3 separate regions of the Homo sapiens genome follow, and all the other regions are linked to region 1. Evidence: read pairs that join two places in POLR2A ChIA-PET (ENCODE). Cell type or tissue: B cell. All regions are shown on one strand.

Evidence for each region. Peaks named below come from ENCODE experiments on the same cell type or tissue, not always from the same donor. Only the 100,000 strongest peaks of a DNase experiment are listed, where the experiment ranks them.
Region 2: POLR2A ChIA-PET joins it to region 1 with 7 read pairs; 2 of 35 experiments call an interaction of 5 or more read pairs at or near these places.
Region 3: POLR2A ChIA-PET joins it to region 1 with 8 read pairs; 5 of 35 experiments call an interaction of 5 or more read pairs at or near these places.

What each region holds. Positions count from the first base shown.
Region 1 is chr17:47,715,939-47,719,938 of GRCh38, forward strand. No RefSeq gene overlaps it. Among named protein-coding and RNA genes, the nearest start is that of TBX21, 15 kb to the right of the region's middle. In B cell, no CTCF peak of the experiment used is centred here; DNase peaks (open chromatin) are centred at 373 and 1,593.
Region 2 is chr17:47,493,022-47,497,021 of GRCh38, forward strand. No RefSeq gene overlaps it. Among named protein-coding and RNA genes, the nearest start is that of NPEPPS, 36 kb to the right of the region's middle. RefSeq lists an enhancer at 1-43. In B cell, no CTCF peak of the experiment used is centred here; no DNase peak of the experiment used is centred here; H3K4me3 peaks cover 188 bases; H3K27ac peaks cover 448 bases.
Region 3 is chr17:47,887,955-47,891,954 of GRCh38, forward strand. SP2-DT (SP2 divergent transcript) reads right to left here. Exons shown (of 3, transcript NR_135480.1): 3 at 3,275-3,627. Among named protein-coding and RNA genes, the nearest start is that of SP2-DT, 5.9 kb to the right of the region's middle. RefSeq lists a silencer at 2,078-2,247. In B cell, CTCF peaks have their summits at 2,170 (motif pointing left) and 2,371; a DNase peak (open chromatin) is centred at 2,157.

The DNA.
Region 1 (4,000 bases):
CTCCAGAGATGCTATTTTAGGGGGAGAAAATATATGCAGCGCAGGGGGCAGGGGTGGGGGAGCAGGCTCTCCATGGGGTCAGCTGGGCTACTGCTGCCCTCCTAGGCATCTTCTTTGGCCCTGGGACACCTAAGCACTTCCTTCCTCTCTGGGAAAGTCTTCTTGTTCCCTTGAGTGTGAGGGTGGAAAGAACGAGCCAGGAGATTTGGAGCTGGCCTCTTGGTACCCTGTGAGGGTCCCTGGGGCCTCAGACCTAGGGGGAAGTTTCTATTTCCGTTGCTTCCTTGGAAGGTGGGTGTGGAGGGCAGACTGTGAGGCAGGCACGGAGCCCGGTTCAGCAGGCCTGAGTACTTCTTGCACCCAACTCCACACTTAGGCACTCTGCGCAGATCCTCCCTTAGTGTCAAGCAGGGGGAGTGAAATTTGGTGTTAGAGGAGGCCAGGGCGAAAGGCGCATCCAGGCCAGCCGAGCTTCCACAGGTGGTTGGACCCCTCCCAATGGGGAGGCTGACCTGCTCCTTGGCCCAAGGAGGCTGGGTGGAGATTGCTATTAGATAGAACCCTTGCTTGGCATGAAGGGAAATTCTTGCACCCCAGTTCAACCCTCTGAAGGGCCCTGACTCATTTTGGGATGAAGGCTCCAATGCCCTGTGGGTTTCTGTGGTGGCTGGGGACAGGGGTGGGCAGGGAGGGTAGGGGATGAACAAAGACTTTTGTTTTCTTTTTTGGAGCTGGGTTGTTTCTCCACCTGATCCAGCTTCACCTGAAGGAGAGCATTGGCTGGAGTGGGAAGAAGACCCAACTTCCAGCCTGGGAGGTGCTGGGCACTGGCTGCAGTAGAAGGAACCTTCGGTTAAACTTTAGGAAGAACTTCCTGCGGACACATTTCCAAAGAAGAACTGAGGGATCCTGTCCCCTGGATGTTCCCCACAGCAGATCCCTAGAGGGATCTGGGAGCTTGGCCTGGCCTTGGGAACAGAGGCAGAGAGATGAACAGAGAGACCCACTGCGGGTGGGGAGTGGGTGGCAGAAGGCTCCAGGCAGGAGGGATGAGGGTGGGTCCAGGCGTGAGAACACACATGTCCCCAGGCCACAGCCTGCGTTGAGGGATCTGAGGTGGAAGAGTACAGGGAGGAAAGGCTACCTCTCCGCACCTCCTCTCACCTGTCCTGTCTTCCTGCTTTTCTTCTTCTGGCCTTATGGGCCAGGGCAGAGAGGGGGTGGGAAGAAACGGCTCTGGTCCTTCTACCCGTTCCTCCCTTGAGCAAGAGGCCTGCAGGACTTCTTGGTGGGGAGACTGAGATGAAACCTCATTTGGAGCCTCAAAGGTCAATGCAACAGTGGAGCCAAGTCCCCTGGGGTAGAGCAGCTGGAGGCAGCCAATGAGGCGAGAGGCAGGGGACCATGTCACTTTGAAGGGATGCCCATGCCAGGCCTCCAGCCCAGAGGTGAGAAGGTGGCCAGGCTGACTGAATAATGATCTTGCCCCTCCCCTTTCATGGGGCCCTTGGCCTTGTGGGTGTTGCAGGAGCCGAACTCTCCCTTCTCCCCACAGACAGCAAAAGCACACTGTGGATGGGAGGTGAGGGGGAGGATCAGGAGATGGTGTGAAAGAAATAGTTCACCCCTGCATGGGTGAGGGGGAAGGGAGAGGACAGTGCCCCCTGGTGCTGGCCTCTGTGTGTGCCCAGCACACACACACAACTCACATGAGGGATCAGAGAGCCCTATGCCCACCTGGACACTCCACTCCTTCCCAGACTGGCAAATGGTTGTGCCTGAGGACAGAAGCAGTGCAGAGGTGAGACTTCGCACAGGGTCTCAGGACTCCCTGCGTCCTCTGAGCTCAGAGGTGTGTGTCTCTGATCTCAGGTGCTGCCCTAGTCCCCCACAGTGGGCACAGGTGGGTCTCCTTCCCACGGATGGTCAAGCAGTTGCATTGTCACCACACCACCCTCCAGACTCACCCTGTCACATCACCCCAGATACACAAAGCACACGGACCGACCCAGTTCCATGCTCATCCCTTCCCCACCTACCAGGCTTCCAGGGACACCCACGTGCAGGGACACACTCCTCCCAACACACACAGCCAGGATCACAGTGCCACACAGGTGTGTCCCACGTGCCACAGGAACCGAGGAATAGTGCACACTAACACATGCATGGAAATCCCACACCCATATGCAGACGCGTACACTCCTGGCTCTGAAGCTGACCTCATTATCCAGTGGTGTGCTGGCAAATGTTTAACAACCAGCTCTCCAATGTAAGCTACCTCAGCACTGAGCACTGGGAAGAGATACTCATAATTGGCTCTTGAGAGCTGGCATGAGCCAGCTCCAGCCCACCACTCCATTATCCTTCATAGAAATCACATGATAAAACTTAAAACGCAGCTGGGCAGCCCCAAGGAGGGCTGCACCTGGGCAGCAGTGACTCATCAGGGCAGCTTTTTTCCCCGTGGGAGTGCCTCCCCTTCCCTAGCTTCACGCACCTCCCCACTCCTGTCTGGACCCCACTTCCTGCCCCTCTCATTCCTCCTCCTTCCTCTCTGTCACTCAGGGCTGTGAGCTGTGGCTGGTACTCAGGCACATCTCGTTCATCCTTTCTCTCTCTGCCATGGCTGAGGCCACCAGGTGTGGAGGGTGACAGGCTCATTCCTAATTCTAGTAGGCTTCCTGGAGGAAGAGGACACGGCAATGCCATATGTTACCAAAATGCTGTAGCTGTCTGTGCCTGGGCTGCCACTGACCTGTATCCACATCCTTGAGCCAAGTCCATTCCTCTTTACTTTCTTCTTCTGTCTGGTCATGAGGACAAGGGGTCTGGTTTACACTGAAAATTGTGAGAAGGGGAGGGAATTCTCAGCTTGCAGGGTAGCGAAGGAAGCCGTTTAGAGCCTGTTCTGAGAGTGAGCACCTCTGGTTCTAGCCGCACTCTGTGAACACTGTGCGGTTTCTCAGTGCTTCTGTTCCTCAGTGGACTAGGTGGTTTAATTTCCATCACGGCTCTGACATTTTGGCATTCTATATTTCTGAGATTACTCCAAACTCCACTCAGCAGGAAGCTTCCCTTAGAGCTAATCTTGATCTCTTTCCCTGTAGCTCATGAGGGAGGTGACAGATGTGGTTCGGGAGTATACCTGGGGGACTCAGGGGCCTCTGCTCTTGGTTGTGACTCCTAGATTATTCCTGCCAGGCACACATGTAATGGGGCAGGGGCAGAGAGAGAAGGAGAGAGAGAGGAGGGAATAAGGAAGGAAGAGAAAGGAAAGGAAGAAAAGAGGGAAGGAAAGAAAAATGAAAGAGGGAAAGAGAAAGGAAGTGAAATGATATGAAAGAAGAAAGGAGGGGAAATGAAGGAAAACAAAAGAGAAAAGCAAAGCAAAAGGGCTCATCGTGGATGCAGAAAGCAGCCAGCCTTGCCAGTAAAGTAGCCAGGGGTACATGGAGGGGATACAGAAGGCTGTTTCTGGTTGTTGCAAACCCTGTCTGTGTGAATCTGTAAAGTGGGTGCAGTTCTGGGTCTTGCTGAGCCTTGGGCTGGGTCGTGCTAGGGCAGAGTGCTCTGGGCAGGGGCTGGGGTCCGGGAGTCAGCCCACTCCTCTGCCCAGGGCCTCCTGCCACTGCTTTGCTGCTCCTTCTGAAAACAACTGAAACCGCAAAATTGGCTTGTGGTCGGGTGACTATCAGTCACTGCTATTCAGCTTGGCTTCCTAGGATGACTAAGGGGGTTAAAAGTCCCTCCCATTAGCCCCCCAGATTTTCAGGGGAGTCAGAGGCCAAGACAGAACATTGTTTTCTTTGGAGGCTTTTGCTAGGGTCTGAGTTCCCAAGTGGCAGGGCCTGCGCGCACTGTGTCTCGCAATGTCTGTGGGTTCAGGAGCTGGGGGGTCACCAAGGTGGAGGTAGCAGTATCCCTGGGCTTGCACACCCAGCAGCTTGGAGTGGGGAGGGGTTGGGGTGGAGGACGCCTGGGTCATCAAAAGAGTCTCCTT
Region 2 (4,000 bases), 220 kb before region 1:
CCAGGAGGCAGAGGTTGCAGTGAGCCGAGATCGCGCCACTGACTCCAGCCAGAGCTAGACTCCGTCTAAAAAAAAAAAATTAGTCGTAGGGTGGAACGCACGGTTGTCATGCGCCAGCAAGAGAGCGCCGGGCTTGGTGGCAGGCGGCTGTAGTCTGAGCTACTTGGGAGGCTAAGGCAGGAGACTCCCTCGAACACAGGAGGCGGAGGCTGCAGTGATCCGAGATCCCGCCACTGCACTCCAGCCTCGGTGACAGAGAAAGACTTTGTCTCAAAAAAAAAAAAAGAGATTGACTACTATCTTCTACTATGTTTACTAAAGCAGAAGACACGTGAATTGACAAAAACATTTGTGATTTGTCATTTCGGAAAAGAGTCACAGAGCAATTACGTAATTTACTTAAGGTTAGATAGGTGATAACTGGCAGAACCGAGATTCGAATCTAAGCAGCCTAATTCCAGAACCCATGCAGGTAACTGCTACGTGCTGCTTCATGTTGAGTTGTTAAAGGATTCGTGATGTTGGGATCACCCTGGTAAATTCAGTAGCGTAAACGTTGCTGAAAGGCAGACACTTTCCACACTTAGCCGTTGGTTATTATTCTGCCAATTACAGCTTACAGAGTTCTTATCTACAATATTTTGCAATAAGTTAGGAGCTACAGGCTGTACATACAAGAAATTTCAGGCTGAAGTGGAATTGCTACAAAGGTCGAAGCAAAGTGCTGGGGACTATCAGAGGAACTGAAAGATTGCTTTTGGGTTTGGAGATCACGTGTTGTTGTTGTTGTTTTTGGAGACGGAGTCTCACTCTGTCACCCAGGCTGGAGTGCGGTGGCACAATCTCGGCTCACTGCAACCTCTGCCTCCCAGGTTCAAGCGATTCTCCTGCCTCAGCCTCCAGAGTAACTGGGATTACAGGTGCACGCTGCCATGCCCGGCTAATTTTTTCTAGTTTAGTAGAGACGAGGTTTCACCGTGTTGCCCAGGCTGGTCTCCAACTCCTGAGCTCCGGCAATCCGCCCACCTCGGCCTCCCAAAGTGCAAGGATTACAGGCGTTTTTTAAAGCTTGACTTCGCAGCTATATCGTACATTCTTCTGTGGTAAGTATTTCCCTACAAGTTCCAGCCACAGTATTGAACCTATAGCACGACACATTAATAGTGTCATGAAATTAGTGCTGTATGTATGTGTTGAAGAGTATGTGGGGTCGTGTGGGGTGGCTCACACTTGTAATCCCAGCACTTGGAGAGGCGGAAGTGGGTTAGATCCCTCGAGCCCAGGAGTTCGAGACCAGCCTGCCCAACATGGCAAAACCCTATCTCTACAAAAAATTAAAAAATTAGGCCAGGTGCGGTGGCTCACACCTGTAATCCCTGCACTTTGGGAGGCCGAGGCAGGCGAATCACGAGGTCAGGAGATTGAGACCATCCTGGCTAACATGGTGAAACCCCGTCTCTACTAAAAATACAAAAAAATTAGCCGGGCATGGTGGCAGACGCCTGTAGTCCCAGCTACTCCAGAGGCTGAGACAGGAGAATGGAGTGAACCTGGGAGGCGGAGCTTGCAGTGAGCCGAGATTGTGCCACTGAACTCCAGCCTGAGCGACAGAGCAAGACTCCGTCTCAAAAAAAAAAAAAAAAAAATAGCTGGGCATGGTGGCCCCAGCTACTGGGGAGGCTGAGGTGGGAGGATGGCTTCAGTCCAGGAGGCAGAGGTTGCAGTAAGCCAAGATCCCACCACTGCACTCCAGCCTGGGCAACAGAGCTATTCAGTGCCTATAGAAGCATAGGGAAACAAGAAAAAAGAAAAAAATAGAATATATGTTATTAAGCATTTAAATAAGCTATATCTGATTATTTAACAGACTCCTGTCCATCTACTCTAATCCCTACAAAATAAAACATGATTTTTTTTTTCTCTTGAGACAGTTTCACTCGTCAGCCAGGATGGAATGCAATAGCGCAATCTTGGCTCGCTGCAACCTCCATCTCTCGGGTTCAAGCGATTCTCCTGCCTCAGTCTCCCGAGTAGCTGGGATTACAGGTGCCTGCCACTATGCCTGGCTAATTTTTGTATTTTTAGTAGAGATAGGGTTTCACCACATCGCCAGGCTGATCTCTAATTCCTGACCTCAGGTGATCCATCTGCCTCGGCCTCCCAGAGTTCTGGGATTACAGGCGTGAGCCACCGCGCCTGGCCAAGATTATTGATTAATGCAGAACATTAATATAATTTATCTTAGATTACTTCCTCCACCATTGAGTTTTATGTTAGCCTCACACAGTAGCCAACACATCCCACATCATCTCTGCCCACCCTCTGATCAGTTTCTCAGTTAATACAAACTTGTTCCATATCAGCCTGGATGAAATAATGATAGGGGAGTCAATATCATTTAATTGCTTAGAGATGAGCTATAAGTGAGTTTTGTTGTTGTTTGATGAGCTACTGTTTTGGAAAATTCATATCTTCCTACCTCATCAGCTTCATGGAAAATTGGGAGCTAGCCAGGCACAGTGGCTCACGTGTGTAATCCTAGCACTTTGGGAGGCTGAGGCAGGCAGATCACCTGAGGTCAGGAGCTCAAGACCAGCCTGACCAACATGGAGAAACCCCGTCTCTACTAAAAATACAAAAAATTAGCCGGGCATGGTAGCGGACGCCTGTAATCCCAGCTCCTCGGAAGGCTGAAGCAGGAGAATTGCTTGAACCCGGGAGGTGGAGGTTGCGGTGAGCCGAGATCATGCCATTGCACTCTAGCCTGGGCAACAAGAGCAAAACTCAGTCCCCCCGCCCAAAAAAAAAAAAAAGAGAGAGAGAGAGAAGAAAATTGGGAGCTGTCTGCTAGAGAAGTAACACCAAAAGGATATTTCTTTTCTTTTTTTTTTTTTTTTTTTGAGATGAAGTTTCGCTTTGTTGCCCAGGCTGGCGTACAGTGGGACGATCTTGGCTCACTGCAACGTCGGCCTCCAGGTTCAAGTGATTCTCCTACCTCAGCCTCCGAAGTAGCTGGGATTACAGGTGCCCGCCACCAAGCCTGGCTAATTTTTTCTATTTTTAGTAAAGATGGGGTTTCACCGTGTTGGTCAGGCTGGTGTCGAACTCCTGACCTCAGGTGATCCACCTGCCTCGTCTTCCTAAAGTGCTGGGATTACAGGCATGAGCCACCATACCCAGCCAAAAAGGGTATTTCTTAATCCTACAATCTTCGTAGTTCACATTTCAGAAAAAGCAAGATAAAAAGATCTTGTCACGATGATGGGAGCAAGAGAAGAGAACTCATTGTGCAAGTAGAGGAAGGAATCGATTGTTAGGGGCTCAGTCTTGCAAAGAACACTCTTGCACATAGTAGACACTCCAATATTTATTTATACAATAAGCAGATGTGAAGAATTCCAGTTGAAATATGATGAGGCAGGCCGGGCGCGGTGGCTCATGCCTGTAATCCCAGCACTTTGGGTGGCCAAGGCGGGTGGATCACGAGGTCAGGAGATCGAGACCATCCTGGCTAACACGGAAACCCCATCTCTACTGAAAATACAAAAAATTAGCCGGGCGCGGTGGCAGGCGCCTGTAGTCCCAGCTACTAGGGAGGCTGAGGCAGGAGAATGGCATGAACCCAGGAGGCGGAGCTTGCAGTGAGCGGAGATCTGGCCACTGCGCTCCAGCCTGGGCGACAAAGCGACACTCCATCTCAAAAAAAAAAAAAAAGAAGGAAAGAAATATAATGAGGCAGAAGGAAAAGTTGATTTCCTGTTTTTCCCAGTGAAGTGGGTTACTGGAATCCCTTGTTGTCCTATTGAAATTTCTAAATGGAGCCCGAAGAGGGCTGGGTGTGGTGGCTCACGCCTCTAATCCCAGCACTTTTGGAGGCTGAGGCAGGCGGATTGCTTGAGGCCAGGAGTTCGAGACCAGCCTAGCCAACATGGTGAAACCCCATCTCTACTAAAATTACGAAAATTAGCTGGGCATGGTGGCATGAGCCTGTAGTCCCAGC
Region 3 (4,000 bases), 170 kb after region 1:
AACCTGGGAGGCAGAGGTTGCAGTGAGCCAAGATGGTGCCACTGCACTCCAGCCTGGGTGACAGAGCAAGACTCCATCTCAAAAAGAAAAAAAAAAAGAAAAAGAAAACATTTTTCTTTATTTATGGTAGAGATTTAGTAGCATTTTTAGTAGAGGCGGGGTTTTATCATGTTGTCCAGGCTGGTCTCAAACTCCTGACCTCAGGTGATCCGCCCACCTTGGCCTCCCAAAGTGCTGGGATTACAGGTATGAGCCACTGGGCCCAGCCATTTGTTTTCTTTGAGACAGGATCTTGCTCTCTCTCCCAGGCTGGAGTGCAGTGGTTCGATCTCAGCTCACTGCAACTTCTGCCCCCCAGGCTCAAGTGATCTTCCCACCTTAGCCTCCTGAGTAACTGGGAACACAGGCATGCACCACCATGCCCAGCTAATTTTTTTTTGTATTTTTAGTAGAGACAGTGTCTCACCATATTGCCCAGGCTGGTCTCAAACTCCTGAGCTCGAGCCATCCGCCCGCCTCAGCCTCCCAAAGTGCTGGTGGGACTGCAGGCATGAGTCACCACGCCCAGCATAAGTGCATGTGGATGTAGACAAAAGGAACGAGAGAGGGCTGCTCCACAAATTCTGCTGTCACTAATGGACTGGACGACCTCAGCCAACTCCATCACATTCTCAGAGCCTAGGTTTCCCCAGCCATAAAATATGGGGTTAATTGTCCCTTCTAGGGAATCTAGGGGGGTTAATTGGGCAATGGCTCTGAAGTGTCTAGGAGAAGGAGATCTATAAATATAAGGGATCATTAGCGGGCATTTCACAGCCATTTTGTGGGCCCCAGTGTTATTATTAATATGATTATTGTTATTGTTATCGCCCCCATGGCCCACTTCCCGAGTCTCTCCCAGCCAGGTCAGTGCTTTCAGGTGACAAGTGCTGCTCCTGAGCCCAGCCCTGGTCCTTCTGAACCCACACCCTCCACACTCAGGGTCTCTGGGGAACCCTCAGGAGACTAGCAATGGGACTGAGATGTGGTTTTGACATAAGTGAGGGCCTAGGAGGGAGACGGGCAGAGGGAGAGAGGGCAGTGCCTCGCCAGGGACATTCTCAGCCTCCCTTTGTCCCTGGGGACAATTCTAGTCTGCAGTGGGCAGCTGGGACTTACGAGAAGCAGACTGGGCACCACATGGAGCTGTGGTCAATGGGGTCGGGAAAGGTGGGGAGCAGGGGAGTGCAGGGGAGGGGCAGAGGCAGAGAGAAGATGCTGCTACCCGGGGAGGTAAGAGGAGCTGGTTGGTAGGAAACCAATTCCTTGAAGAGGCAAATGTGTGTGTTTGTTTGTTTTTGTTTTCAGACAGGGAGACAGGGTTTTGCTTTGTCACCCAGGGCAGAGTGCAGTGTCGCAAACACAGCTCACTACAGCCTCAAATTCCTAGGCTCAAGGGATCCTCCTGCCTCAGCCTCCCAAGTAGCTGGGACTACAGTTGAGAGCCACCAAGCCTGGCTAATTTTTAAATTTTTTTGTAGAGATGGGGGTCTCCTTAAGTTGTCCAGGCTAGTCTCTAACTCCTGGGCTCAAGAAGCAATCCTCCTGCCCTAGGCCTCCCCAAGTACTGGGATTACAGGCATGAGCCACCATGCCCGGCCCAAATGGCTTTTTTTTTGTTGTTTTGTCTTTTTTTTTTTTTTTTTTGAGATGAAGTCCCACTCTGTCGCCCAGGCTGGAGTGCAGTGGCAAGATCTTGGCTCACTGCAACCTCCGCCTCCCAGATTCAAGCGATTCTCCTACCTCAGCCTCCCAAGTAGCTGGGACTACAGGCATGCACCACCACGACTGGCTAATTTTTGTATTTTTAGCAGAGATGGGGTATCGCCATGTTGGCCAGGCCGGTCTTGAATTCCTGACCTCAGGTGATCCACCCACCTTGGCCTCTCAAATTGCTGGGATTACAGGGGTAAGCCACTGCACCCGGGCCCAAATGGCTCTTTTTAAGGAGTCTCTTTGTAGAGGCTGGAACCCACTCTCAGTCTCCGAATGAAGCAGGCCCCATTCCTGGGGAATAGCAGGCACTCAATAGCTGCTTGTTAAACTGCATCTCCCTGTCCGCCCTGTGTTACTGTAAGGTGAACGCTGGGCAGCTGCTTTGGAAATGCCTTGGGCGCCCCCTGGTGGTGACACACAAAGGCTGAGGAGGCACCCCTGCCTTCCACCTTAAAGGGCTCCTTTTACCTGGGGCCCTGCCCTTTCTTCCTGAGGCTCCACAGATCCCACCCCAGGGAGACTGGGGGTAGAAAGAAGGAGCAAAGAAGGAAGAACCCTGTGGGGAAGGATGAGTGGAATGTCCTTGCTGGAAGATTCCATGGCAGTTGGTGGGGAGCCATCGGCCTGGACAGGGGAACCAGGGGCAGAGGAAGTTGACGAGTTAGGGCAGGGGTCAGGAGTGGCATCCCCGGCAGTGAAGACAGAGATGTGTCTGTATGTGTGCACCAGGGGTGTGGTGTAACAGGGAGATACATCTTATAGCCTCTGTCAATGTTTCATGTTCACAGAAGACTGAGGAAACCTAGATCCCTGAAATCATTGATGGACCCTAGGAGGAAAAAAAAAATTACCCAAATTCATCCAAGCTAGGTGTTTGTCCCATCAGATATTTTTGTGGGTCTGCATATGAGAGAGTCCGGGTTAGAAGTCTGCAACTCTGGGCCGGGAGAAGTCGCTCACGCCTCTAATCCCAGCACTTTGGGAGGTCGAGGCGGGTGGATCACCTGAGGTCAGGAGTTCGAGACAAGCCTGGCGAAAATGGTGAAACCCTGCCTCTACTAAAAATACAAAAATTAGCTGGGCTTGGTGATGCGCACCTGTAAACCCAGCTACTCAGGAGGCTGAGGCAAGAGAATTGGTTGAACCTGGGAGGCGGAGGTTGCAGTGAGCCGAGATCGCATCATTGTACTCCAGCCTGGGCGACAGAGCAAGACACTACCTCAAAAAAAAAAAAAAAAAAGAAGAAGTCTGCAATTTTGATTTCCCCATAAGTAGAAAGGGAAGAGATGAGAAAATAGAAAATCATAGGAGGGGAAAAGGGGAGAAGCAGAGGTTACTGGGAAATCCTTAAGGCAAAACAAGCAGTCTTTAGAAGGCTGGGTCGGCTGTAACTCTTCAAAGGTAAACACCAACAATAAAGCTTGGGTTGTAGCTATGAGTGAGGACCAACAGAGAGTCAAGGGGGCTGGCCTGATATTCTTCTAGTTTCTGGACCAACAGCACCAGTTATGCCACGTGGTTTCATAGGAGGCTCCAGGAGGGATCTGAAGCTTTTTTTTTTTTTAATTATACTTTAAGTTCTAGGGTACACGTGCACAACATGCAGATTTGTTACATAGGTATACATGTGCCATGTTGGTTTGCTGCACCCATCAACTTGTCATTTACATTAGGTATTTCCCCTAATGCTATCCCTCCCCCAGCCCTCCACCCCCCCGACAGACAGCCCTGGTATGTGATGTTCCCTGCCCAGATCTGAGCTTCTTGAGAGCAGAGGCTGTAGTTCCACATCCTTCCCTCCAGGACCCTCCCTCAGCATCCTGGGGGAGAGATGTTCACTGTCTGGTACTGACGGATTAGATGAGGACAACCCTGTGCAAAAAAGGACAAAGAGAATGTCAGGAAGCAGGAAAAGCACAGGAAAGTGAAGAAAGAAGGGGATTCAGAGGTAGACATGGAAGGAGAAGTAAAGTGGAAGTGGAAGAAGCTGGGCCTGAAAGAGAAGGGGTAAGTCCCTGAGAAGTGTTAAAAGGATATAGTCATTCGGTCAGTCAGTAAACATTTACTGTGCACCTACTATAATCAAGCAGTGTGCTGGGAATGGAAGGTGCCATGGTAGACAAGACAAGCATGGGGTTTTTAGTGGTGGAGAATGTGTAGCTTTGCAAGTTAGAAATGGAGAGAAAGTGACAATGTAGAGTAGAAAGAAACTGAAAGCAGTTGGAGACAAAAGGGAAATATCACT